Regions from separate parts of the Mus musculus genome. Here all the other regions are linked to region 2. The links are chromatin loops, found by intact Hi-C in ENCODE. Cell type or tissue: gastrocnemius. All regions are shown on one strand. Links, peaks and the distances in the headings refer to the core of each region. The heading gives the core; the rest is flanking DNA. Region 1 overlaps Cmss1 (cms small ribosomal subunit 1). Region 2 overlaps Cmss1 (cms small ribosomal subunit 1). Region 3 overlaps Cmss1 (cms small ribosomal subunit 1). Region 4 overlaps Cmss1 (cms small ribosomal subunit 1).

The links. A loop is a pair of places that touch in the nucleus more often than their neighbours do. Peaks named below come from ENCODE experiments on the same cell type or tissue, not always from the same donor. Only the 100,000 strongest peaks of a DNase experiment are listed, where the experiment ranks them.
Region 1: it touches region 2 in a loop (2.6-fold over the local background); 16 of 42 quality-filtered maps call a loop at or near these places.
Region 3: it touches region 2 in a loop (2.5-fold over the local background); 4 of 42 quality-filtered maps call a loop at or near these places.
Region 4: a loop joins it to region 2, with 2.8 times the contacts of the local background. A loop is called at or near these places in 6 of 42 quality-filtered maps.

What each region holds. Positions count from the first base shown.
Region 1 is chr16:57,574,626-57,580,901 of GRCm38, reverse strand. The region is part of intron 1 of Cmss1 (cms small ribosomal subunit 1); the gene reads left to right. Among named protein-coding and RNA genes, the nearest start is that of Cmss1, 29 kb to the left of the region's middle. In gastrocnemius, for the core only: a CTCF peak has its summit at 3,172; no DNase peak of the experiment used is centred there; H3K27ac peaks cover 2,374 bases.
Region 2 is chr16:57,395,642-57,401,917 of GRCm38, reverse strand. The region is part of intron 1 of Cmss1 (cms small ribosomal subunit 1); the gene reads left to right. The region is part of intron 1 of Filip1l (filamin A interacting protein 1-like); the gene reads right to left. Among named protein-coding and RNA genes, the nearest start is that of Filip1l, 46 kb to the right of the region's middle. In gastrocnemius, for the core only: a CTCF peak has its summit at 3,080 (motif pointing right); a DNase peak (open chromatin) is centred at 3,097; H3K4me3 peaks cover 428 bases; H3K27ac peaks cover 2,403 bases.
Region 3 is chr16:57,345,729-57,352,004 of GRCm38, reverse strand. The region is part of intron 1 of Cmss1 (cms small ribosomal subunit 1); the gene reads left to right. 4921517D16Rik (a long non-coding RNA gene) reads right to left here. Exons shown (of 4, transcript XR_001781913.2): 4 at 3,813-4,750. Among named protein-coding and RNA genes, the nearest start is that of Filip1l, 4.4 kb to the left of the region's middle. In gastrocnemius, for the core only: no CTCF peak of the experiment used is centred there; a DNase peak (open chromatin) is centred at 2,829; H3K4me3 peaks cover 50 bases; H3K27ac peaks cover 4,666 bases.
Region 4 is chr16:57,319,145-57,325,420 of GRCm38, reverse strand. It overlaps Cmss1 (cms small ribosomal subunit 1), which reads left to right. Exons shown (of 10, transcript NM_025599.3): 2 at 1,878-1,957. Among named protein-coding and RNA genes, the nearest start is that of 4921517D16Rik, 9.4 kb to the left of the region's middle. In gastrocnemius, for the core only: no CTCF peak of the experiment used is centred there; no DNase peak of the experiment used is centred there; H3K27ac peaks cover 1,397 bases.

The DNA.
Region 1 (6,276 bases), core at 619-5,618, 180 kb before region 2:
TGGGTCTTAACTTTTCACAGTCACTGGCTATTGGCCTAACAGTAGCTTTAGGATTCAGGAAAAGTTGGAGGGAAAAATAAATCACTATTGCCTGTTTTATTGAATGTTTTATAAGAAATGAACTCTGGGCTAGGCCTCTAGGGGTAGATTGTTTCAGTTGATGAGAATTGTGAATATTATCCAGATAGAACAATGGTGGGTGAGCCCTTCCTGTGTTTAAGTGCATTCTTAGGGTGTTGGTTGAAATGGCATCTATCTGGGGTAATGTTAGGCAAGTGTGTCTGTCACCATAAGTAGTAAAATACAGTTTATACTGACTGCTTTCCCTTGCATTGAAGTAGTTTCGATGGACAGAAAATGGGGCAGTGAGAGGCATGTCTTTACCGTGACAGTTTTGTCACATACTAATGAAAAACCTAGAAAGTCTGTTTTAGTTTATCTCTAAAACTAACAGAATTCCCCCCACCCCACACGTTAGGGTTGTCAAAAAATGAAATATTTCATAAAGGACTCATTTCCTCTTAGCCCCCCCCCTCCACTCCCCCATTATGTAGCTTGATTAGCTAGAAGCCTTCTATGGAGACACAGAGCGCTTCCTGTCACTGTATTCAAGGCCTGTCACAATCTAACTGGTCTGTTCCCTTCCTGAGAACCATCTCGTTCCTGTCACTGTATTCAAGGCCTGTCACAATCTAACTGGTCTGTTCCCTTCCTGAGAACCATCTCGGCTGCACTATGTGTGGCATTTAAACAATGGGATGTGGTCTCGCCTGCATGCTCCAGGTCTGCCAAGTGGGCCTTTCCTAGAAACATCCGTGGACCACCTCAGCTTCTCGTCCCTGTTCATTTCTTACCTATTCCTCAAATCTAATTAAGCCCCAGCCCCCCAGAACCTGCAGTGCTTAATGTCTGTTTCTACAGCAGAGTTGTTTTGTCTTTCAAATGTAATAGCTTCCAGTGAGGGGCAACCTTGGCCTCTACACAACATTTAACTATGATTAAAATATTTTCTTGTTTCATGAGGCATCTAAGGAATAAAAGCCAGAGGGTCTTAAACATCCTATGATGGCAAAGAACAACCCAGCCATTGTCTTCAGCAGGGAATTATTAGACCCATGCTGCCATTAGTCCTGAAGTTGAGTGCTGCTTCATTTGGTGGCTTGGGCTTATATGATGAAAGGTAAAAGAAAGTCATAGACTCTTAGGGAAGGAAACCAGTGTGAAGAGGTCGCCATCTATTAGGCCTCATGTGCCAGTGAAAGAAGTCAGTTTTCTGAAGAAAAACAAAGTTGCCCAGTAGATTGTCTATATATCAGCATTATTCCTAAAGGTTATAGATATGTGACAACTCTCACAGATAATTTACCCATTTTTCAGAAGTTAGAGCCACACATGATTTTAAAATCTATTCCTGGTTGTCAACTTGACAATATTTGGAATGAACTACAATCCGGAATTGGAAGGCTCACCAGTGACCCTTATCTGGAGGCTTGGAGATCCTTATCTGGATCTTGGTTTGAAGATCTTGAGCCATAGTGGCTATGGATTCCAGAAGATTGAATCTCCGAGTTAAGGAACACACCTTTAATCTGGGCTATGCCTTTCATCTGGGATTAAAGGTGTGGTGGAACACACCTTTAATCTGGGCTACACCTTTTGCTGGAGACAATATAAGGACATTGGAAGAAGGGAGTCTAGCTCTTGCTCTTGCTCCTTCGCCTGCTTGCTGCGTGAGACTGAGTAACTGCTAGATCCTTGGACTTCCATCTCTTTTTTTTCACAAAAGTTAAAAGACTTGTCTAAGGCCCTTACCACTCACTGACAAAGGCATGTGCTGGAACTTGGTCTTCCACTGAGTGCCTCTAGCGTACGCTCTTCCTAGCCTACTACTCAGTTCAGTGCAGCCCCCTCCATCTCCAGCGAATTGGAAGTATTATATAATTTTCTACTTGTAAGTGTTGTGTGGAACTCATTCCTTGTTCCATTTCCTCAATACGTTATCAAGGGATGAGTGTTATACTACACAGTGTTGACGAGGATCCACACAGTATGTTTTGTCATGATCAGTATATATCCATGCATACATTGCTCACTTGTATCCATGTAATGCTTGGAAGAAAAGATACCACATGTGAAGAGATTGTTTGTTACTAAGTCACATGAGTAACTTGTCTGGTAGTAAACCCACCTGCACCTATTCGGAGAATGTAGGTTCTGTGAGTCTTTAAGGCCTATGTTCATACATTGTGTTTTTACTTAAACATGACTAGCCTATATAAAAAATATAACAAAACAGTCTAGGTGTGCTGGCACATGCCTGTAACCCCAGTACTGAAGCAAGAAGGTCAGTTCAAGGTCATCCCCAGCTATTAATACAGAATGTGTTTTAGGCCAGATATGAAACCTTGTCTCAACAAGCGAACAAAACAACACACACCCTGTACCACCATGCCCAGGTTTATTTCACATGACTCCTCAGAGGTAATCATGCAGAATCATTTGCTAAGACCTCTTCCCTCCTTCGCCTTCCAATCTGAGTAATACTTTAAATAGAAATTTTAAAATGAGGCTGTAGTTAAAGAGAATTTCCCTGCGATGGCTGACTGATGCCCAAAGTTAGCCAGGAGTGAATCCTTATGATAGCCTGTTGTCCTGATGAAATGTCAATGAATTTGTCAATTCTGCATAGGAACAGTTTTAATTCATTATCAAATTATTACAGTACTCAGAGGTGTTAGACAGTTCTCTCAGTGGACTCTGAAGATTCTTTGGGATGCCTGCTTCTCTGATGTATTTGACTACTTTTAGCTAAAAGTACTTCTTAGCTTTGATAGTTTAAAGGGTCTCTCAGAAAGGAAAGGGCTTGGTGTTTAATCTAAATAAAAATCAACTTAACAGCACTTTTGTTTTGGGAACTTTATTAGCAAGTCACTTGTCTGTCTTATGTTTGCTGGGTTTTGTTTCTTTAGACTGCACTCTCAAGAGTGTGTTCTGGACCCAGAAAGAATAGGGATAAATTCAGGACTTGGGATTTGGGGAAGAAATGGAGCTTGTTGGTATCGGGCCACCTGCCACAGATCACTTAAAGATTTAGTTATTTGTACTTTACTAGTTATGAGACTGGGAACATCCCACCTAATAAATACTAAACCTCATTTTTCATTACACCCTCTAGAGGGCAAACTAGTCTCACTTCCTGGGGCAAGTATAAAATAATCCAAGAGTAGGGGCAACACTTGCCAGTAGCAATATACAGATTTCTATAGCTGTGAAATTCTAACTTCAGGCTGCAAACCAAGCAGATTATTAGATTGTAGCTTAGGATAGATTCTTGTTTTTAGAGAGTCCAGTTTGATTCCATTTGGGGACAGGGGTGGGGTGGGGAACAATGTTAACATTAGGAGAATCTCATAAGGATGTCTTGGCTTTAACTTAGTTACATACAGATCGTAAGAAGGTTGCTGTGGTTGGGAAAGTACTAAGGTGGCAGAATGCTTGGCTTGAGTATAAGAGGCCCCAGTTCAATGTCCTATACCACTAATGCCACAAAGGGAGAAAAGAAAAGCATGTTTGATTCCTCTATTTTTGCTACATGTGGTTTGTCCAATTATATTTTCTCTTGGCACTTCAAAATAAAGAATGAAATTCTTAGAACATAAGAATGTAGAAATAACAGAAATTAATGTAACTGAAGCAAATAAAGTCCTTTCATTTAATATGTCTAAAGACCTACTTTATATATACTCAGTATGAAAGAAGCTGTAAAATAGTTTTCAATTTAGAGTTATTTGAATAAATAAAAACATCACAGAATCTTTGATTATAATGGTTTGAAAATAAAAATACCCTTCTAGAAGGAAACAAACTAGTCATAGGAGGCAGAGGCTGGGAGGGAACTGAAGAGGAGAGAGGAGCGGGGGAGGGGAATGAGAGGCAGGATCAGGTTTGGGAGAGAAGTCCAGAGGGCGGGGAGAATGAATGGAAATCTGCACCTGGGGTGGGAAAGGAGAATCTCTAGAAGGTCCCCAAGACCTTGGATAGGAGAGGCTCCCATAAGTCAATGCTGGTGATCTTAGCGGAGATGCTTAACAATGGGGATATGGAACCTGAAGAAGCCACCTCCTGTAGCTAGGTAGGACCCTCAGTGGCAGAAATTCAGACCCACCCACAAAACTCGACTCAGAACTTGTCCCAACTAAAAGAAATGCAGGGATGGAGCAGAGACCAATGGAAAGGCCAACCAATAACCGACCCAACTTGAAACCCATCCCATGGGCAAGCACCAATCCCTGACATTATTAATGATACTCTGTTTTGCTTGCAGACAGGAGCCTAGCATAACAGTCCTCTGAGAGGCTCTACCCAGCAGCAGAAAAACAGATTCAGGGACCCACAGCCAAACATTAGATAGAGATCAGGGATACTTCTGGAAGACTTGGAGGAGGGATTGAACCCCACATGAAGACCTACAGAGAGTCAACAAACCTAGACCCCTGGAAGCTCTCAGAATCTTAGTCACCAACTAAAGAGCAGACACAGGATGGAGCAAGGGCCCCTCTACCCCCAGCCCCCATCTCCCAGCACATTTGTAGCAGACAGGCAGCTTAGTCTTAATGGCTGCCCAGTCCAGCCTCAGTGGGAGAAGATGCACCTAGTCTGTCATAGACTTGATATGAGGGGATACCCAGGGGAAAATACCCATGTGGGAATACCCAGGGGTACCACCCTCCCAGAGGAGAAGGGGGTGAGGGATAGGGTGAGAGACTCAGGGAGGGAGGGATGGGAGGAGCAGTGTTTGGTATGTAAATTAAGTAATTAATAAAACAAAAGTACCCTTTTAGGATCTCAAAGACTGCATGTCTAAAGCCTCAGCATTGTAAAATAGAATTGTGGGGACCTTCCAATTAGAATTTATATAGTCCTGTCACCATTTTGCACAGGCATAGGTTGAGAATCCCTAATTGGAAAACTTGAAACCTGAAATGCTCCAAAATGCAGACCCCTTGAGCACTTAACATGACACTATAGGAAAACAAACCCTTCATACTATACAAGTTCATTTGTGCATAAAATTATCTCAAAATATTGTATAAAATTATCTTTAGGTTCAGCATGTAAAAGGTGTTTCCATCGCCAAGCTATCTTACATGTATGAGTGTTTGCATATCCTTAAGGAAAAAAAAAATCCAAAATCTGAAACACTTCTGGTTCCAGATGAGAAATCCTTTTATATATGTAAGGATGCATTCTTTATGATGAGATAACCTTTTAGTAAAGATGGTTATGTGATTTTTACCCATAAAGAACAATGACATTATCTTGGGAGAGGTTTTGCCTTTACTTGCTTTTATGTTTCATTAGGTTTTTGTTTGATTGATTGCGATGCGGCCTTGTTCTGCAGCCCTAGCTGGCCTGGAGCTCGTCCTGCCTCAGTGTGCTGAGTGCTGGAGTTAGAGGTGTGCCATCCTCTGTTCTGGGTAGTTATTTAGCTTGCCCCCACCATGGAAACTTGTCAAGACTTTGCTACGCCTTTTAAATGACAAGCAAACTTGCCAGGATATTTAAGTATGTGGTGGAATTCTACAGCTTAAAAAGCTAATGAAATTAGTGGGGCTGAGTAAATGAAATTTGGTGTTGAAATAGGGACTCTGACCAATGAAAGAAAGTAGGAGCTCTTGGGGCTGAGGAGACATCTCAGGAGTTTCAAGCACCACAAGCACTTATCCATACAGAGACACGCATACATACACATAATTTTAAGAAAATAACAATAAAAGTTACAAAAACAGTCTTCAATCAGCCATTCATGGATAGTGCGCCTCTGCCTTCACACATTTCTTACTAAGAGGAGTTCCCAGCATAGCATCACTTCCTTTGCAGGCATGTTCCAGTAATTCAGTGAATGGAAATTCTGTAATCTCCCACACAGACTCTCTCATTCCTCTCTCCCTCTACACACACACACACACACACACACACACACACATGTATGTCTATCATACGTATGTACAGTTTATCAAAAAGTTAAAATTAGAGACAAGAATCTATATTTTATATGTAATCTTATCGGAAAAGAATCCTTTGACTTTAGATAGTAGTGACACTTGTAATAAACTTTGTATGATTTAATAATGAGAAGCTACTAAGTTCATTTTGATGTTTCTATGTTAATTATTGCACTCTTGTAAATGGAGCTAGTCGTTAGAGGCTCTGCAAAATACAGTCAATAGAGATTAACTATCCAGGAAGCCTATTTATAATTGATCTGCAATGATG
Region 2 (6,276 bases), core at 448-5,447:
TTCATGGGTTGGGAAGGAGGAGGCTGTATCAAGTAAACATGTCGTGAATTTCTGCTTTGCAATTTAACTTACTAAACAGACAGAAACCTCTGAGTATTTCCTGTGTATCTTAAAGGACCAATTTGTCACCAACTCCAGGCCTCCACTGGCTTTTTCCAACTTCCCGTCCCAACAACGTCACACAAATGCAGTGCACGCTGCTCCCTTTTTCTTTCTAACTTGGAAAACACTTCTCAGGTGTCGGACCAATGTGGCTTGCCAGGACCGTGCTGGGTTCAGTGCTCTGGGGTCTATTGACTTCATTTATGACATAGCTGGTTTTCATTCTTTAAGTTTTAATAAATACAACCCTAGGTTCACAGAACTTGCTTAAGGTCCTCGGAATTCTCCACAGGCCACAAGGGTCTGGAATGGAGGAAGGAAGACACTGATCAAAGACTTGGGAAATGTTCACAGTTCAAATGGTGCACATGGTTTCTGCTTGGCGCTTTTCTTTAACATCACAGTCATTGAGGGAAGGCTGGCAAGTGGCACTCATGTATAAGAATCACTTCTAGTAAGTTCCATGTTGTGATCTACCACATACGACTCAAGTGACCAAAACAGCTAAGTTTTGAAGAAATTCTGCTGAACTTTCACAGAGTGACTAGTTTGGAAATCAAAGGTTTGAATCTTGATACTGCTTGTGCAAGATATACCTACAAATATATGTTGGGCACACATCCAAGCCATGTGCATAGCAGAGTCTGGTGCTGTACAGTATGTATTGTAGAGATACATTGTATGTAGACATACAGTGTGTAATGACACAGAGAATGATAAGGCTAAGGGAATAAGGTGGGGGCATATAGACAGGAATGCGGTGGAGATACACACTGAACAGTTAGTGTGATATTCTCTTGGCAACTTGTTGGGGATGCTGCCTCTCTGTTGCTCAGAATGTGGGTGATGCTGTGTGTGTGTCAGCATCGAAAATGCAGATTTTCTAGGCCCATCCATTCCCTGCTGAATCCAAATCTCTTGAATGGGGACGAGCTAGCCATCAGTGTTCTAGTAAACTGCTGACGTTTTGCCCCTATAGCTTGAAAACCACTACTCAGAAGTCCTCTGGATGATTCTAAGGCATACTACAACCTCCACCATGCACAGTGTGGGGAGCTTACATGGCTTTTCCTCTCAAAGAAATCCTTGTCTCTTTCCCTTGCCTATGTCTCCACAGCTGACTTCTATCTCGTGCTTCTCATAGTTAGTTAGGAGCTGGCAGGGCTCCCTTGATTTTCTGTGGTGTGTGTATAATACCCAAAATGCCCTTCCACTGCTCTTTTGGAGAATTTTACTTCTCCTTCTCCCTTTTTGAATGAGAGTCAATCACTCACTTGTAGAAAACTCAGTGTGCTTCAGGTAGCCATTACACATTTCTTTCCCTCCAGGGGTCTCAGTCGCAAAGAATTCATAGAGCACTAAAGTGTTTTGTTTATGTGGGCAGTCATTTGCCATGTGGTGAGATTAAAAACAGACTAAATAAATGTTTTGGTAATGTCGTGGGTAGTGGTGATTAAAGCAAGAAACATGTGAAGCTGCCTGTTAGCCACCCGGGGTCCAGTTGGAATTCTGAAGTCCTGGGGTACACTGGCCAGGTTACTTTATGACTACCTTCATAGACCGTTATCTTATTTACTCCAAGGAGAGTCTGCTTCAAGAGACTGTTTTCTTTCTTCAGAAAAACACATGAAAAATACGTGTCCCAAATAGACTTGCTCAGGTGCACTTTTGCACGGAAGAGCAAGCGTGGAGTCTAACTCCCCCTCACCGGACTACTGAGAAAGTCACACAGAATATGGGAGCCGTGCAGCCAGAGTCTGCCTGTGTTTCCAGATCTCATCTATGAAATGGGAAAAACTCCTGTGTTCACAATTTGACCCAAAATAGGGGGTCCTACTTCAAACAGAATAAACTGTGCCATCACCACACACACACACACACACACACACACACACACACACACACACCCTTCCTGTCCCTTCTCAGCACATCTACAAGTTGTCACTGGCTTGTCACTTTTCTGTCGCTGTACAAAGCACGGTGACCAAAGGCAGCTTAAGGAAGAGAGAGTGTATCTGCGCTTGCAGTTCCAGAGAGACGAGGGCATTGTGGTGAGGAGGCGTGGCAGCAAGCGGCAGGTATACCACAGCAACCAGAGAAGGAGGCTGCGGGCTCCCATCTTCAGTGCACAGACACAAAGCATGGAAGGGGCAGAGGAAACAGCGATCGCCTTTCAGTCCAAGGCCTGCGCCCAGGGATATACTTTCCCCACAAGGCCACACCTCCTAAACCTTCCAGAAAAAACACCAACATCTGGGGGCCAGGTAGTCAGATGCCCCAAACTATGGGAACCATTTATCATTCAAGCCATCACATCCTCCATTGACTCTGGATCTTTGTCTGTTGAGCTCACAAACTCAGTTAATGTCAGCAGCTACCCACACAGTTCTGGCTTGCAGTGCATCAGCTGTGAGGGTCTGATGGGATATTTTGGACTCAAAGCTTTTTCTCTCAAAGTCGAAAAACTTATGTATTATGTTAAAGGTTAAGCCAAAATTGCTTTGAACATAGATTATTTTTTTCTCTTCTTCACTTTCTAGGGAAGGAACGTAGTACTCTCTGGCAGTTGACCGTGTTGGGGCTGAGTAATTAATGTTTTCCTGAGGAGGGTTCGTTATGAGAATAGAATAGAATTATCTTCTTCTTAAAGGAATATTTTTGGGCGTCTTACAGACAATTATCTTTTACAGGACATAATTCAGATGACCCAGGTATGGAAAAGGACAGTTAAGTATTCAGCGTGAGAGGGACACGTCATGTGCACGGCTGCAGGGCACTCATGTAGCTATCCTAAAGGAGGTGCTCATGACAAGACGGTGGGAGGCTAGAACAACAGCGAAGATAAACCTGACCGTGACCTTTTGTGCAAGCACTCCAGCACAGAGAAGACTATCAGAATTCCATGAATTAGTAATATAAAAAACATTGTGTTTTTTTAATCCATAGGTTATCAGTCCAAGAAAAGTTCAGCTTGTTCTCACCCTCATCCAGCAGGTGGCGCTATAAAACAGACGGATCTGATAGATCAGGGACCAGCTTGTGATCCAGTCCTAACTTTACCAAGTATCTACATGACTGTCACCAGGTATCAGTTGACAAACTTGGAAATCTCCACAACAGTCCAGTACCTCCACACTTTGTTTCCGTTTAGTTTCTTATCTTCTGTAAGGCTGCTGCTTCGGTTAAGACTGGCAGCGTTAGGCACTCGCATAGCCATTAACAGAGTGCTCTCAGCACCAGCAGACTCAGTGGTGTCCTTTACAAGAGTGCAGCTGCATTTCTGCACCTGGCTTTAGAATGGAGCCTTTCTTCCATCTGGGGAGAAAGCCACCGTTCTCACGATCCAGGTGTAGGTCTGGTTAGCCTCCCTGCTTGAGAACGGACCTATTAACTGCTTGAATGAATTATCTTATTTGTGCAACGCTCTTACCTCAGCCATTTGCTGCCTATTCTACTCTGGGCAAGCAGGGGATTAGAAGGCAGGAAGGGAATTGCCCATTGTGTCCCAAATGTTTCTTTTTAGAAAGACAGTCTACTGTTCTCTAAGAGTGTGTGTGTGTGTGTGTGTGTGTGTGTGTGTGTGTGTGTGTATGTGTGTGTGTGTGTCTGTGTGTGTGTGTGTTGACATGCACACAGTTGTGTGTGTGTGTGTGTGTGTGTGTGTGTGTCTGTGTCTGTGTGTGTGTGTGGTGACATGCGCACAGTTGAGACAGTGGCCCAGCCAACAGGCTGGTGGCTGCTTGCACTGCCTCCTGGGGTACCAGACAAGCTTGTACTCCTAAGAACTTTCACTGCTGCTTCACGGCCCTTAATAGTTTCCTGGCACAGCCTCTCAGGGAATGTCGTCATGGTCTGGGGGAACCAATAAAAATACGTCGAACCTGTTTTGACAGATCTCATTTCTGCCAGAAATTTCACAATTTGGGGTGGGGGCGCAGAGTAGAGAGCTAGTCCATTTGTGAGGGTATAATCAGAAATTCGCTCTAAGAGAGCAGAAACAACCACGCTGGACTAGAGGGAAGACACAAGGCTATCCAGCTCTTTCTGACAAACTCATAGGGCAGTTTGTACCTGCTCGACCCTGCGAGTGTGAGTGAGCATGCTCTCCTGCTCTTGCTCCTCACTCTCTCCCTCCCCCTTCTCAATTAGCATCCTTCTTAACTCTCTATCCTCAAATAGAAAACCCACGCATTAAAATTAGCTTCAGTTGGTTACGGATACACACTTGACCATAATAAGGTCAGAATAAGAGACTGAGGTAATTATTACCAAACGGCTTGTCCTAAATACTCTGGGCTCACCGTTGTTATAGCCAAGCATGATCCTGAATCTCATTAATGTGAGAATCATTGACCTTTGCCTGCGGAGTAATAACTGGGATTTGATTTGGGGAGGAAGGGGCTCGGGTTTTTTCCTCTTGCAAATTTTGGGGAATCTTCATCACCATAAGACTAAAAAAGTGTGAAGAATATAGAATAAAGCTACGAGAAACATCAGTAGTAGTCTGAAACATCAGACTCTTCTCCTTGGGTGTGCTCTTTGTCATGCCAGTGCTGGGTTGGCATACTCTGCTCCTCCTTAGGACGAGAGTTCAAGTCCCATGGCCTCTCTCTTCTCCACAGCCTCTGCCTCATTCACCACAGAGTAAGCTCACATGTTAGCTTAAGGCAGTGACTTCCGCCTCAGCACCATCAATCACTGCGCGTGAGTGGAAGCTTCATCTCGGGGTTTTGTCTGTGTGTGATGTTTCCTTTTTAGACTCCTGTATGATCCCATCTTTTGCTCCTGTTTCTTTTGCTTTTAGTTGGAGTTCTTTCTGTAAGAGAAAAGGCTTGCTTGAGGGCTTCTTACTGTGAATGGTGATGTTTTGTTGTTTTTATTTTGCTTTTCTGAGACAAGATCTCTCACAGCCCAGACTGGCCTCCAGTTCACGATGTGGCCAAGGATGCCCTTGAACTGTTTCTGATCTACTGAGCTCACAGGCCTCAGCCACCTCTTCTTTTATGGTTTTATAAAAGAGCGTGCTTTTTTACTTACATGGACCTGTATCTCCAAACTTCCAGTTTTGGGCTTTTCTCCTGTTTCAAACATGTTACTATCAACTTGTACCGGAGAAATAGAAGAAAAACGCACTGTTTCATCCTGACTTTCTCTTTCTCCATCTGTAAAGGATTTGCTTTTCTCCAGCTAGCTGGGCGTGACAATGTAGGTGCAGAAGAGAGTGAGGGACAGGGACCTTGACCTCCTGTTTCCTGTAGGAGAGTTGCCTGGGCAACCATCAGTTCCTTGGAGCCTCTGCCTCCTGCCGAAGATGGGTCCCTCCCTAAGAGAAAGAGGAAGTGGGGGTACTAGGTCCTCGCTGCAAGCCTACCGGGGTTCCTGACCATTCACTAAAACATACCAGAAAGAAAGAATAGAGGAAGTTCGGGAAAGCTAAAGCATGAGGTTTCCATACTAATGTCTAGTCGGAGACCAGGCCAGCTTTAATGTTCTAGAGTCCAGGATGGAAACCAGACTCCTGACAGATCTTTTTAGTCCATGTTTAAACCTTCATTTTACTGAATTCCAAAAGTACCGTCCCTAACCCAAGCTATTTCTCTCAAGTGGTTCTTGTCCAGTGCCCCCCACTTATTTCCACTGTCATGTTGTTCTTCTCACTTGGTGTCTTCCCCTCACCTGCCTCTGGTTCTTAGCTTCCTCCTTGGTCGAAACCTCTCGGACAGCTTACACCCTGGAGAAGTGATGAGACTTCCAAAGGATTCAGAGGCAAGGGGCACCCGACTGCATTATTTCCCACGTGTGAACCATGACCCTTTAGTTGGTGTCCTCAGCAAAGCTTTGCCAGATGTGATGATTAAATTGTTGTGATCTAACATCCTGAACCATACACTAACAATGAACGTAAACGCCTCTTCCCTGCAGAGCTTCACAGGGTCATCTGTCCCTATCAGGCGAGTGAGCTCGGTGTTACCTTTCCATCCTTCGATGCTAATCCAGATGTGCAGGCTGGATGTGTGACCCTCATAATGTATGGATCATACTTTAGAATTAGGCACCAAATTCTCAGCTAAAGTACAACTTCGAGCCTACCTCTGTCACCCCACTTCTCCAGGCCTTTGGATTAAGTGCATTAGGGACTCGGTCTGACACAGACAGACGTTTCTCAGTGACCAC
Region 3 (6,276 bases), core at 482-5,481, 50 kb after region 2:
TGTGTTTATGGTGTGTGTTGGTGGTGTGTGTGTGTTTATTGTGTGTATGTGTTTATGGTGTGTGTGTGTTTATTGTGTGTATGTGTTTATGGTGTGTGTGTGTTTATAGAGTGTGTGTGTGTGTGTGTGTGTGTGTGTGTGTTTCTAGGTCAGAGAACAATTGTGAGAATCATTGCTCCTGCCACGTGGGTTTGAAGGATCAGGTTCAGCACCTTTACGCTCTGACCTTTGCACCAGCCTGTGCTCTTCATTTTAATTAATACACTGAAGTGAGTTCAGACTCACAGGAAGTATATGTAACATAGATAACCTATACTAATGCTCTTCTTTGGACACTTCATATTTGCAGCTTCCCTCCCCCACCTGTGTGTGTTTTTTGCATGTGTGCATTATATCCTGAATTGATTTATATGCTTCAGTGTGGCTATCCTGAAAGACAAGGATACACTCCTATACAATCACAGCAGAGCAATCAAAATCAGTAAATTAACATAGATTTAGTTCTAATCCATTAATCCTATTCAAGTCTTCACAAAAGCCTTAATGATATTCTTTAGAATATCTTTTGATCTGTAGTGGGTTACATTTAATTATCATGTCTAGTTCAAATTAAATTATGCTATGATTGTGAAATATACTGTGAATTTCAACAGTTAGCAAAAAAATCAACTGTCTCAATAATCTTTATATTAATTGTATATAGAAGTTATAAAATTCTGATATATTAGGGTACTTTTTTGTCCAAAAAACAGATGCAATCCAAGTGTTTTCTAGGTGGCTAAGTAAGTACAATGTCATAGATACATACAATGTAGAATTACTGTGGCTTAAGAAAGGAGACTCCAATACGGGCAGGCTACAATACAGATGAACCATGGAGACCTTATCTTCAGTGAAACAAGCTAAGTTCAAATTGACAAGCTGTTAGGATCATGCATCTGTGAGTTACCTAGAATTGTCAGATTGACAGAAACAGAAAGGAAAATGGGGTAACCAAAGATTTGGGAGGGGAGCAAGAAATGGCAAGGGTTGTTTCATGAGAACAGAATCTCATTCCAAATGATCACAAAGTCATGGAAATTCACTGCGGCAATGGTGGCAGGCAGGTGTGACTGTACATAATGCTAGTCACTCGTGCATGCAAATGGGCTCCTGTAGAAAGAGCTGAAGAAGGGTGTCTTTTTATTGAAAATTGTAATAGCACTATAGACTCAAGAGATGTAAGCCATCTATGAAACAGCCACCATTCATTGATTTGCTTGTCTTGCATTTCCACCTGGGCAGAACCAGCTGACCAAAGACCAATTGTTGTCACTTCTTATATACCTTCTAAAATGAGATAATCCTAATCTTAGGTTCAAGCCTGGAACTGGTATTCTGTCCATTAATTCAGTTTTGAAACTTGAGACCAAGGACAGATGCTCCAAGTCCTTCCAGCAGCCTCCATATCACAGTAGCTGCTGGAAATGGACATCTGCACAGGATGGGTTTGAACGAATGCTCTTGGCTAATTCCTGGGCATGCTGGCACCTGCCCAGTGACCGGTCAGTCAGGTAAGCAAGAATCAAAGAAAAAGTGTTTATAGTCTTCACTAACTCTCTGTTCTTGTCTTCTGTTCTGTGGTCGTTTTGAACTGAAATGACAATATCTTAGTTCTATTTTTAGCATTGATACTTTTCAAGTCTGTGAATCGATGATCTAAAATGATTCCTGAGAACCGCCCATTGCTTCTCTTACTAGACTTAAACAAGTGATCACTGCTAGCTCTAGTACAGTGAACTTTAAACTACTTTGTTATCCATCTTTTTTCTTTCTGTGAACTGTAAAATTTGGGGAGTTTGTCCTGGAGATAGTTCCCACACACCCTAATGCCTATTTCCCTTATTTTAAATCCTGCATCTCCTCTTTCCCTTTGTCAGCTCTGCACTGCAGGGTAAAGTGCCCACCACTGTTCTCCCAAAGCCGGATACACACTCCCTCCCTCACTCCCAACTTAGTGCAATTGCCAGCATACTTGTCTTTCCCAAACTAGAAGGGGGTGGGGCTTCTGGAGTGCACATTGCTCCTTCCTGGTCCCCAGCAATCCGAGGAAAGACTGACAGAGCATCACAGACTGCTTCAACAGGTAAACAAATGATGTAACAACTCCAGAGCTAGAGAGCTTTGAGTCACTCTCCGGGCTGGGCATGTGGTACAGGGGTGTAGCACTTGTCCCCTGTGTGCAAGGGCCTGGTTTCTGTCCCTAGCACTCATAAAAAGTGGTAGCTGAACAGCATCTCAGTGACCTAAAAAGTAAGAAATAGGAAAACTATGCAATGTTAAACTTTTTTTCTAGCAGTTTATTACCAGCAAAAGTTTTAGATTTAAAATTCTTGTATGACCCTTTTTCCTTGCTGTTTCATAAGTGCGGGGTGAAAGAGATTTGTATAAATAAAGGTGTGGATAAGGCACAGAGTAGAAAAATACCAAGAGAACAGTCTGCTAAGCAGGAGAGCCTCTGTCCTTTGGCTTGTACCTGAGGCAGCTTTGTGGAATGATGAGTATGATAAGATAGGCCTCATATCTTTTTGAAGTAGAAAATGATAATAACAGGTTAAGTTCTTGTGGTTTTGATGAGCAAGATGTGTCCTTGACCTCTGAAAATTGTTTTTGCAAATAATCTGCCCACTCGGGTTTCCAAGGGCAGTGTCTCCTTGTCCCTCTGGAACGCCAAGACACCAGGTGGCAGCTGCTTCAGCTCTGAGGCAATCCTCAAGTGACCTACTTCGGGGTCATTATGCAATGGTCTTCTCTTGGCAGAGCCACCATCATCCATAGCCTTGCCCATTTTGTGTCACTACATAGTTCTTTCCCATCTGCATCCATGCACCCTTCCAGTGGGCCTTGGCTCATTGAAAATTGGGGCAAAGGAAAGGAAGAGACAGTTGCAGCAACTCTCCCTAGTGAACCAACATGTGAATACAGACGTGCATGAGTGAACCAGCATGTGAATACAGACGTGCATGAGCGCAGGCGTTCGCCTCCCTCGCCCCTTTTAGAATGGCGTCTTTTGCTGGTCTTATTTTCTTCCTTACACAGATGATAAAGAGAAGTTAGGCCAGCTGAATCTCTCCAAGCTTTGCCTTAACTCCTATTGATTCTAATGACCAGAAACAGGTCTGCATATCAATAAGCATGTGTTTAATTCACTTAACAGAGACTTACTGGCTCCCCATAACACACTGTCAGCAATTGCACTGGGTGTTGGTACTCCAAGGACAAAATAAAATGTCATCCTGGCCACCGTGAACTTGGTCCAGTGCGAGAGGCAGTCGTGCAAATCCCAGGTTTTAATGGGCTGTACTTTTCAGTGCGGGGGCTGAATAACACTGGTGGAACCTTTTAGAGGTGGAGGTAGCAAAGTCTTCATGGAATGGGGTATAAATATTTGAACAGTACACCCTGGGAAGAGGAGCAGGTCTCTGCCCAGGAAGTAAGCGAGGACACAGTAGAAACCAGACACCCTAGCAGGTACCATGGATGGCTTCGCAATAGCAAACTGCTCCTTTGCCGCAAGAACAGGGCCACTGGGGCCAGCTTTGGACCAAGTAGACTCTTTGTCTGGGCTTGGATGATTGGAGTCTTTTAGATGCGTGAAATCTCCTGTGCTGTGTACACAGTGGAGAGCAACCAGAGGCATTTTCACAGGACATTAGTCCGGGAACTAGAAAGAGGAAAACACATAAGATTAACCCTCCCCCAAGAACTTTTCCTAGGACTCTGAATGTTTCCCCTGAAATGGAACTTGGATTTCATCTAATCCTGGTCTTGTGTTTTACTCATGAAAGCTGTATAACCATGTTCAGTACCACTGGGTATCCTGTATGGTGGAAGGCCTTAAGCAGACACTTACATAAGAACCTCTTCACAGCAATCTCTGATTAGCAATGTGTAGTGACTGAGGAGGCCAAGCCCCGTGGAGACAAGGAGTGGGTGAGGCTGTCACGAGCCGGGAGACCAGTGACATTCATTGCAAGTAGAGTATTTAAACACCACAAGGAGACTCTGGGCTGGGGGTGACGATAGCCTGACTCCAGGTAGTCTGCACTGTGACCTAATGGAGAACTTAATGAATCACATACATTGCAGCAACCAAGGGGAACTTAGTGGTCAGGGCTGAGCACCATGGTAGGTGACTGAAGGAAGGCTGCTTGTCATCAGCATAAGGCCTCGTGGCCCACTCTAGAGGCCATCCAGTGAGTACCCGGACAATTCTAGACCTGGTGGCTGGGATCCTGGTAACCTGCCAGGCTTGGTTTCACTGGGCCCAAAACCAGACCCAATATAGTCTTGGGATCTTCCATTTTAACCACTGGGCAGGATTGAGAGGCAGACTTGATACCAGGGTGTCACCAAAGTTGCAGGCAACTGCACAAGGTGATGGCCCAAGACAGAGTCAAACGACAAGGACAAGGGTGTTCCCTTCGAGTGGCCTCACAAGACTCTCAACAGTCCATTGTACTCTCTATTCTTGCTGGACTTTAAGGTTCTTTCTAATTTCCCCCCCAAGTTCAGGAACACCAAGCCACACACATAATGGCAGCTTTGCCTTCAACCACAAATGTCTTTAAATACGAAAGAACTGCCCAGTCCCCATTCAGACCATATTGTGTGCCAAACCTGGTCTTTTAAAGCAGTCCTTTTGAAATGCTCTAATTGTAGCCATACGTTAGGTCTCCATTCTCTCAGCCTCAAGTCACTCAGGGTGGTCCTAGTTAAAATGAAGCCATGAACAAAGTCTCACAGCAATGCAAGATTTACAACGGTATAATTGTATTTGTGGTAGTCAAAACACAATAAAAAAGATGCTCTTTTGTCTTCTAACTTTATTATTTGCAATTATATTCATTCATCCATTCAGTGGTTACTTATTGTGCTTAGACACTGTCCCGAATAGTAAAAATATGTTTCAAGGAAAAATTATCCATCCTCACCATTTTGGAAATTGGAGTCTGTAAAAGAAATGAAATAAGTAACTGGTCTGCATAGCGCGGTGGGTAGAGTGCTTGCTTAACATGTAAGAGGTCTTGAGTGAATATACACTGGGTATTGTATACTCGAATCCCAGCATTCAGGGGGGTCCGAAGTTCAAGGCCATCCTCAGGTACATAGGAAGTTCAAGACTAGACTGGGCTACCAGACTCTGTCTCAAAACATAAAATGTAACCATAATGAAAGTGCCCTGGTAAAAGAGACAGGGACATGCCTGTTCCAGTTGCCTGGGACTTCTCTAAAGAAGGTACATCTGTAAGACCAGTGCTATATAAAAACAAAGAAGAAAGCGCCTTCCAGGCAGAACTTGTAAGGCCCTGAGGTCACAAAAGGCATGGTTTACTGTAGGGGCCCAGGGAGGTCAATGTGGCTGGAACAGGTCAGCCACACTCTAGGGAACAAAGGAGAGAGGACCTGAAGAAACAAATGGAAGCCAAGGCCTGGGAAGCCTTCCTGTAGCTCCTACTGGAAATAGTGGCCTCACTGTAGCACAAAGGAACACACAACATGGAAGCAGCTCAGCGAACCACGACCCAGCCCTGCTGCCAGAGCCCTTAGTGATTATTCAAAGGCAGAGAGAGACTGAGTCTTCCCACACTGGCTAGAGTCCTGTCTCACAGTCTTTTGCAGTTGGCTAGTTTTAAAAGAGTTAGCAGAAAGGAAAGTAGTCGGAGGTAGAAACATTTGAATAGAAGTTGTATAAGGGAGACAGAGAAACAATGTCTTACAAGGTAGGAATCTCATCAGGGAGCTCTGTAGACACAGAACTGGTAGAATGAAGAGAAGTGGAGGGAGAGGAAACTTTTAGAGTGGCTTTCAGGCTGTGATGGAGCTAAACCAACACTGGCTGTCTATCAAGGGGAAATCTAAAACCCAGTAGTTGTTCAGTCCACAAGGCTGGATGTATCAGCCGGTCTTCTGAAGAAGCAGACTCTCATGCCAGTGAAGGAATGGACTCGTTAGCGAGGCCAAGAGCAAGCAGGCAAACAGCAAACTTCCTTCTCCCATGTCCTTTACCCAGGCTGCCACCAGAAAGGCTGGCCCAGATTAAAGGCAGGTCTTCCCACCTCAAAAGATCTGGATTGAAGGTGTGTCTTCCCACTTCAAATGATTTTGTTAAGAAAAATCCCTCAGAGTTGTACCAAACTGCTTGGGTTTTACCTAATTCCAGATGGTGTCACGTTTACAGCCAAGAATAGCTATCACAAGCAGCCCCTGACAGCATGGCACACAATCATAGCTCCT
Region 4 (6,276 bases), core at 759-5,758, 77 kb after region 2:
CAGTTTGAGAAAAGCTAAAGCTACCTGAGTCGAGGGTAGCCCAGTTTCAAAACTGCCTCCATCAGGTTGCCTCTAGGCCAGCCTGTGGGGCTCGTTCTGTATTAATGCCGACTCGGGAGGACCCAGCCCACTGTGGACATTGCCACCGCTGGGCAGATGATCCTCGGAGGTGTGTGTGAGAAAGCAGGCTGAGCAGATTGTGAGAGCAAGCCAGTAAGCACCGTTCCCTCGTGGCTGCTTCTTCCGTTTTGCTTCCAGATTTCTGCCTTGACTTCCTGCCCTGGATTCCTTCAGTTGTATATTAGGAGTTGTAAGCTGGGGGGAATAAAACAAAAACAAAAACAAAACTTTCCTCCCTGAGCTGATTTTGTTCAGCATTTTATTATAATTGAAACCTAACTAAAACAACTTTCTGATAACTTGTGGGACCAATCTAGCTTTCTTTATTACCAATATTTGCATGTCTGTCTTCTAGCCCTTTGAACTTGCCAATACTTATATTTGGTTTAAGTTTCTTACAAACAACATATAGTTCTGTCATACTCTTTAGGTCATTCTATTATTATGTTTATACCATTCACTTTTTTAAAGATTGTTTTTTTTTTCTTTCTGAGTGTTTATGTGTGTATGTGCACATGTGTGCCAGTGCCCTCATAGGACAGAAGAGGGCATCAGGTTTCCTGGAGCAAGAGTTACAGATGGTAGTGAGCCACTGAATGTGGGTGCTGAGAACCGAACTCAGAGTTATCTCTTCAGGCCTAACACCATTTATTTGTAGTATGATGATTGATATGTGAGAGTGTACATCTGCCGTTTTATTTTTCTCCTTTCTGCTTACTGGTTTTTCCCACGTGTTTTCTATGGGAAATGGATGATCTCACTTTGTTTTCTCTTTATTTTATTGTGTATCTATACATGCTCTTCAGAGGTTGCTGCACTGAATTATTAGTACAGATAAATATGACCCTGCTACTACTCAGCTGTGTGGAAAGTGCTAGCTCTACTTGGTATCCTAACTTTAAGAAGTATAAATAGGAAACTGCTGACTGCCCACTAGTCTTCCTCCAGTATCGGCCCAGTGGGGTGGGAAAAACAATTCTTTTACACCATGGGAACTTAGAAGTTAAGGCCCCCAAGGTGTCTCTATTGGTGCTGCAGAAGTAGATGAAGAACCCACCACTGGGGGAAACTCCCAGCTCCTTCCCTGATCATCTCTGAAAATACCCTTGTGGTAGTTGGAAAAGAATTTAAGGCATCTTTCCCGCCTACTTAGGTTAGAATCTGGGCCTTTGCTGATAGGGATAGGGACATTTTCCCGTAGCATTTTGTTTAGCTTAAGTAAAGTGGTTATTGTATAACAGCTTTCATTCCTTCAAAGCCGATCCTTCAGGGGGTAGGGGATGGTTGTACTTGATCAAGCACACACCCCAGAGCTTCCTTTCAAAAAGTAAGTCCCAATTTCTAGATGTTGCATCACGTCTCACCATCATCACCACCACCAGAAACAAGGTCTCTCTTTGTAGTCCTGGCTGTCCTAGAGCTCACCATATAGTGTAGACCAAGCTAGCCTCGAACTCATAGAGGTCCTTCTTCCTCTGCCTCCTAAATGCTGGGATTAAATGTGTGCACACCCTACTCCTACCCTGCCTCCTTGTTGAACTATTTCCTAATCACACCATAGGGGACATTTCAGACGCAAACTGTAACACATAATTAAATATTTTCTAATGTCGGGTGATCTTTAGTTTTTCAGATTCTAAACAAGACGGGCATCTGAATGCTTCAATTTTGAAGCCAAGAGATTAAACCTCCAAGCCAGTCCTACCAAGGTTGTATCGAATGAGAGAGACACTCTAATTTTTTTTATCCCCTTTCAGAGCAATCAGGTGGTGAGGAAGGAGGGGACACGGAAATGACACAGCAGGACACAGCTCCGGTTCCTGAGAAAACCCAACAGGTAATGGTCACTATGAGCATCACAGCTCTTGGCTCTGAAGTCGACCACAGCCACTCCACACCATTTTCTTGACCCTAACGTCAGCTGTCACTGGATTCAAGAAAGCTTTTACTTTCTTTGCCCATGAAAAGACCATGTTTTCCTGACCATAAACCAGTGAGGTTTGTTTTCTCAGTTGCTTTTATATTTTAGTAGGAAAAATAAAATGTATTTAAGGGGCTGGAGAGAAGCCTCAGTGGTTCAGAGCACTTGTTCCTGCAGAGGAGCTGGTTCAATTCCCAGAGCTCGCATGGTAGCTCACACCATCTATAACGCTACCTCCAGGGGATGCAACTCCCTCTGAACTCCAGGGCAGCAGGCATGCATGTGGTGCACATACAGACATGCAGGCAAGCACTCATACAGATAAAATAAATATTAAAAAAATGTATACAGTGTAAACAGTTATGTTGACCTAGGGTTTTATATCATATCCCCATTAAAAATTCAGCCTTGTTCTTGTGGACTCGGTCTTCTAATAGCACACACAGCATAAGGAGATGGAACATTACCATGCACACAAAAGCACTATTACCGTCCCAGATGGTATCTCCATGATACTGCTGTGTACAGAGGACCCTTGGAGCCTTGAGACCTAGTCTCGCCTCTCAGACCTGTTTTAACTTCCTGCCACAGATGCCTCCCAGAAAGGCTCCACATGGACATTAAGAGCTTGGATCTCCTCTCTTTTCTAGACTGTCTGTGCAGTCCCTCTGGTAATCCCATGGCTCCCTGTGAGTCCTCTTCATTTGATTCTTCCTCTAGAATTCATCCCTGTTTTGCTTGAACTGGACCACACATTTGTTTTACTGAGTCCACACCTCCACTGTGCCAGTTTGTTTGTTTGTTTCTCTGTGTATACCTGGCTGCCCTGGAACTCACTCTATAACCCAGGATACTCCTGAACTCAGAGTACCACCTGCCTCTGCCCTGAGTGTTGGTGCTAAAGGAATGCACCACCATGCCCATGTGCTGCTCCTTACCTGAGCATTTTTTCATACTTAGTTTCCTCTGTATTTCTAAAATCTAAAATTCTTCATTCTTGTTAAAACAAGAAACGGTCCATTAAAACATGTTTGTTCTCTGTTTCTGTTATAATGGTTTAGATAAATGGGTCTGCTGTCACATCTTTAATCAAATACCACTCGGGTTGTGGACTGAGTGGGGTCTCCACTGGAGAGTCGACCCTGAAGCCCACTCATGTGCTTTTGACTCAGTCCTTCTACAAGAACCCAATGCATTGCAACCGGCTTCCTCTGTTGCTCAAAGAAGTGCTGAGCAAGAGCCCTAACCCTGAAGCCTTTATGGCATCGGCTTGGAGTTGATGCCTTATTATTTCTGCCATCTTCTGTTAGTCTACTTCCAAAGGGGACAGTCACAGAGGGGCCTGAAGACATTGAGGATGATCAGGAATAGACTTAACTCCTCCATTTCTTTCCAACCATGAAGCTAAAGGGGAAGCAGAGCCAACAACAGCGGTGGAACGGGCATTGGTCGTTTTGTTCACAAAGGGGAGGCAGGGAAATAGCACAAGGAGTCATTGTTCAGAGGAACAATTTGACAGTGTTTCTCTCTTTTTTAAAATTTTTATTACATGTATTTGTGGTGGTGGTGGTGGTGGTGGTGTGTGTGCATGCATGTGTACATGCCACAGCATATAAGTGTGGAGCTTATAACTTGAAATCACTTCTCTCCTTGCTCCATGTGGGCTCTGAGAATTGAGTTCAGGTCATCAGACTGAATTGCTCAATTAAGTAGTGAAGCCCAGAAATAATTCTTCGAGTCTTTGTTCTGCTTCATGTTATTTTTTCCTGTAAAGTCTTGTATTTACAACTGAACAGTGTTTCTAGTCTGCCTCCTGACCAGAAGCTAAGGCTCCCAGGAGCTCTCCCCATTTTATCCTCTGACCCTGTTAACACAAGCTAGTAATACTAGGAGCTGTGGGACTCACTGGTGGTTAATCCACAGGTAGAAGCAAAAGACTTTCCCCCATAAGCCCATAAAAGGCTATGTTAGGCCCTTGCTGAACATCAGAGAGGCCATGCGGGCATATGGTTTGGGGGAAAGAGCAATCTGCGAAGTATAACCTAATTTTATTAGAGAGTTCTTCCGTGACTGAGTCATGCATAGCTCTCCTTTACACATGGTTTTGTTCTCCGTGCTTTGAAGTGGATAAATCTAGAATAAGTTATTTTTTTCTCCAAAAATCATATTTTGATCATATTCACCCTGTTTCCCCCCAACCCCTCTCATATCTACCTCCTACATCCCCCTCCTCTGTTTTTACTTTTATTAAAAATAAAAAATAGCCTACCGAGTCCAATTTGTATTGCCCATATACTCATGGATGTGGAGCAATCCACTACATGGTCAGTCCTCCTGGGAACACATCTTAAGGAAAAGTCACTCTCCCTCCATTAGAAGCCATCAGCTGTCAATAGTTAGGAGTTGGGACTATGAACCCAACCTCCATGCTAGAGTGCTCACCGGCTTAATCTTGTGTAGATCTTGTGCAGACAGCCAGAGTTTGTGAGAATTCATGAGCACAGCAGTCCCGTGTGTTTGCAAGACACTGATTCACTGTAGTCCTCCGTGATCTCTGGCTCTTAATAGTCTTCCTGTCCCCTCTTCCGCGATGATGGTTCCCAAGCCTTAGGGATAGTGACAACGTTCCATTTGTGGCCGAGCACTCCATACACTCATTCTCTGCACTTTGACTGATTGTAAATTTATTAATTAATCACTGTCTTCTGCACAGAGATGCTTCTCTGGCAAGACCTGTAAGCTCCGATAACCTGTGATTACTGATATATTAATTCAGGGAACAGTTTGATGCTTGGTCCATTTATCAACATAATAGAACTAGGTTCACTCTTGGGGTCTGTGAGCGCCACAGTTATACATCTAAGTGATATACCATTCCAAGTAACAAAATGAACTGCTGTGCCACCTCTTCATTCACCATGTGAACCATCACTTTGCCTGGTGATGTCTATACATCCACGCGGTATATACTTCCTATCCATCACTTAATAGCTGGCTCGGTTGTCCATGGACCGTGGTGGCAACACAGTGCCTTTGTTGCAGTGTCCCTTACAGAGAGCCTGAAATACAGCACAATGCCTATGCCATCCACCTCAGGTCACACAGACATTATATCATCATCTCACATACAAGGTGAGAGAGAAAGACCACACTTAACATAACTATTTCATTATGTTATTATTTTAATCTAACTGTGCCTGCTTTTAAACTGTTATACGCAATTATAGAAATAAACCAGTATATCCTGAGTTTGGTACTGCCCTTTAGCCTTTTGGTTTTGAAGGATAGCTTTTCTGGATGTGGTAATCTAGACTGACAAGAGTTTTTCTTCAGGGCTTCTTTGCTTTCCTTCCATGCCACCATTGAGTTTAGAGTGTATGCTTAGAGATCTTTGGTTATTCGGATGGGTTGCTTTGATGTGAGTCAGAGCCTTCTTATCTCGCTCTTCCTTTGATGCTGCTCTTTTCAGCACACTTGCTATGCTAATGAGACTGTGGAGATGAAGTGTCTCTTTTAGCCATAACTGAGAGTTCTCGGAAGCCTCCTGTAGGCCCATGTGGCTGTCTTGTTCAGCAGTTCCTCTCTTGCTCTCCCTCCCCTCTCTCCTCTCATAACCCAGTTAACCCCCTGGCCATGTTCAGCCTGGACTCTTCCCTTGGCCTGCTTTCTCCCTTATCTCTGCAGTACAGATCATCTCCATACCTCAGGAGCCATCATGGCCTCCTTTTTCTTTCACGTTTTCATTCAGGAACCTCATGGCAGCCTTCCTGCCTCGGCCTCACAAGGGCCGGATTGTAGGCCTGGGTCTGGTGTATGCTTTAAGGGCTTAACTAATTACATCCAGACCTTTGCTTAGAAGAGCTGAATGCTCCCTTGTTCTATAATTGGATGCTTATGGCCATCTGGCATCTTCTGTGACATATTAGTGGCCTTGGCCCAGTTTCTTATTGGCAATGTACGAACATTAAATTGACATTAATCTACATCCACAAGACAGCTTAAGTTTCTAAGTAAGTGAGACAGTATCTTTATTTTCTTAAGCTGCAAGGCAATTAGTCTTTACAGGTTTTTTTGTTTAAACTGTAAAGAAGCTAAAGATTAATGATAGCCATGTTATTTTAATCTCAACCCTTTAAAATCTACTCTACTTCCTAAAACAGTATCCAAATACTGTGTCATTGGTCCAATGCCTTAAGTTACAGTCATTATATCCCTCTTTGACTTGAGGCTATAGG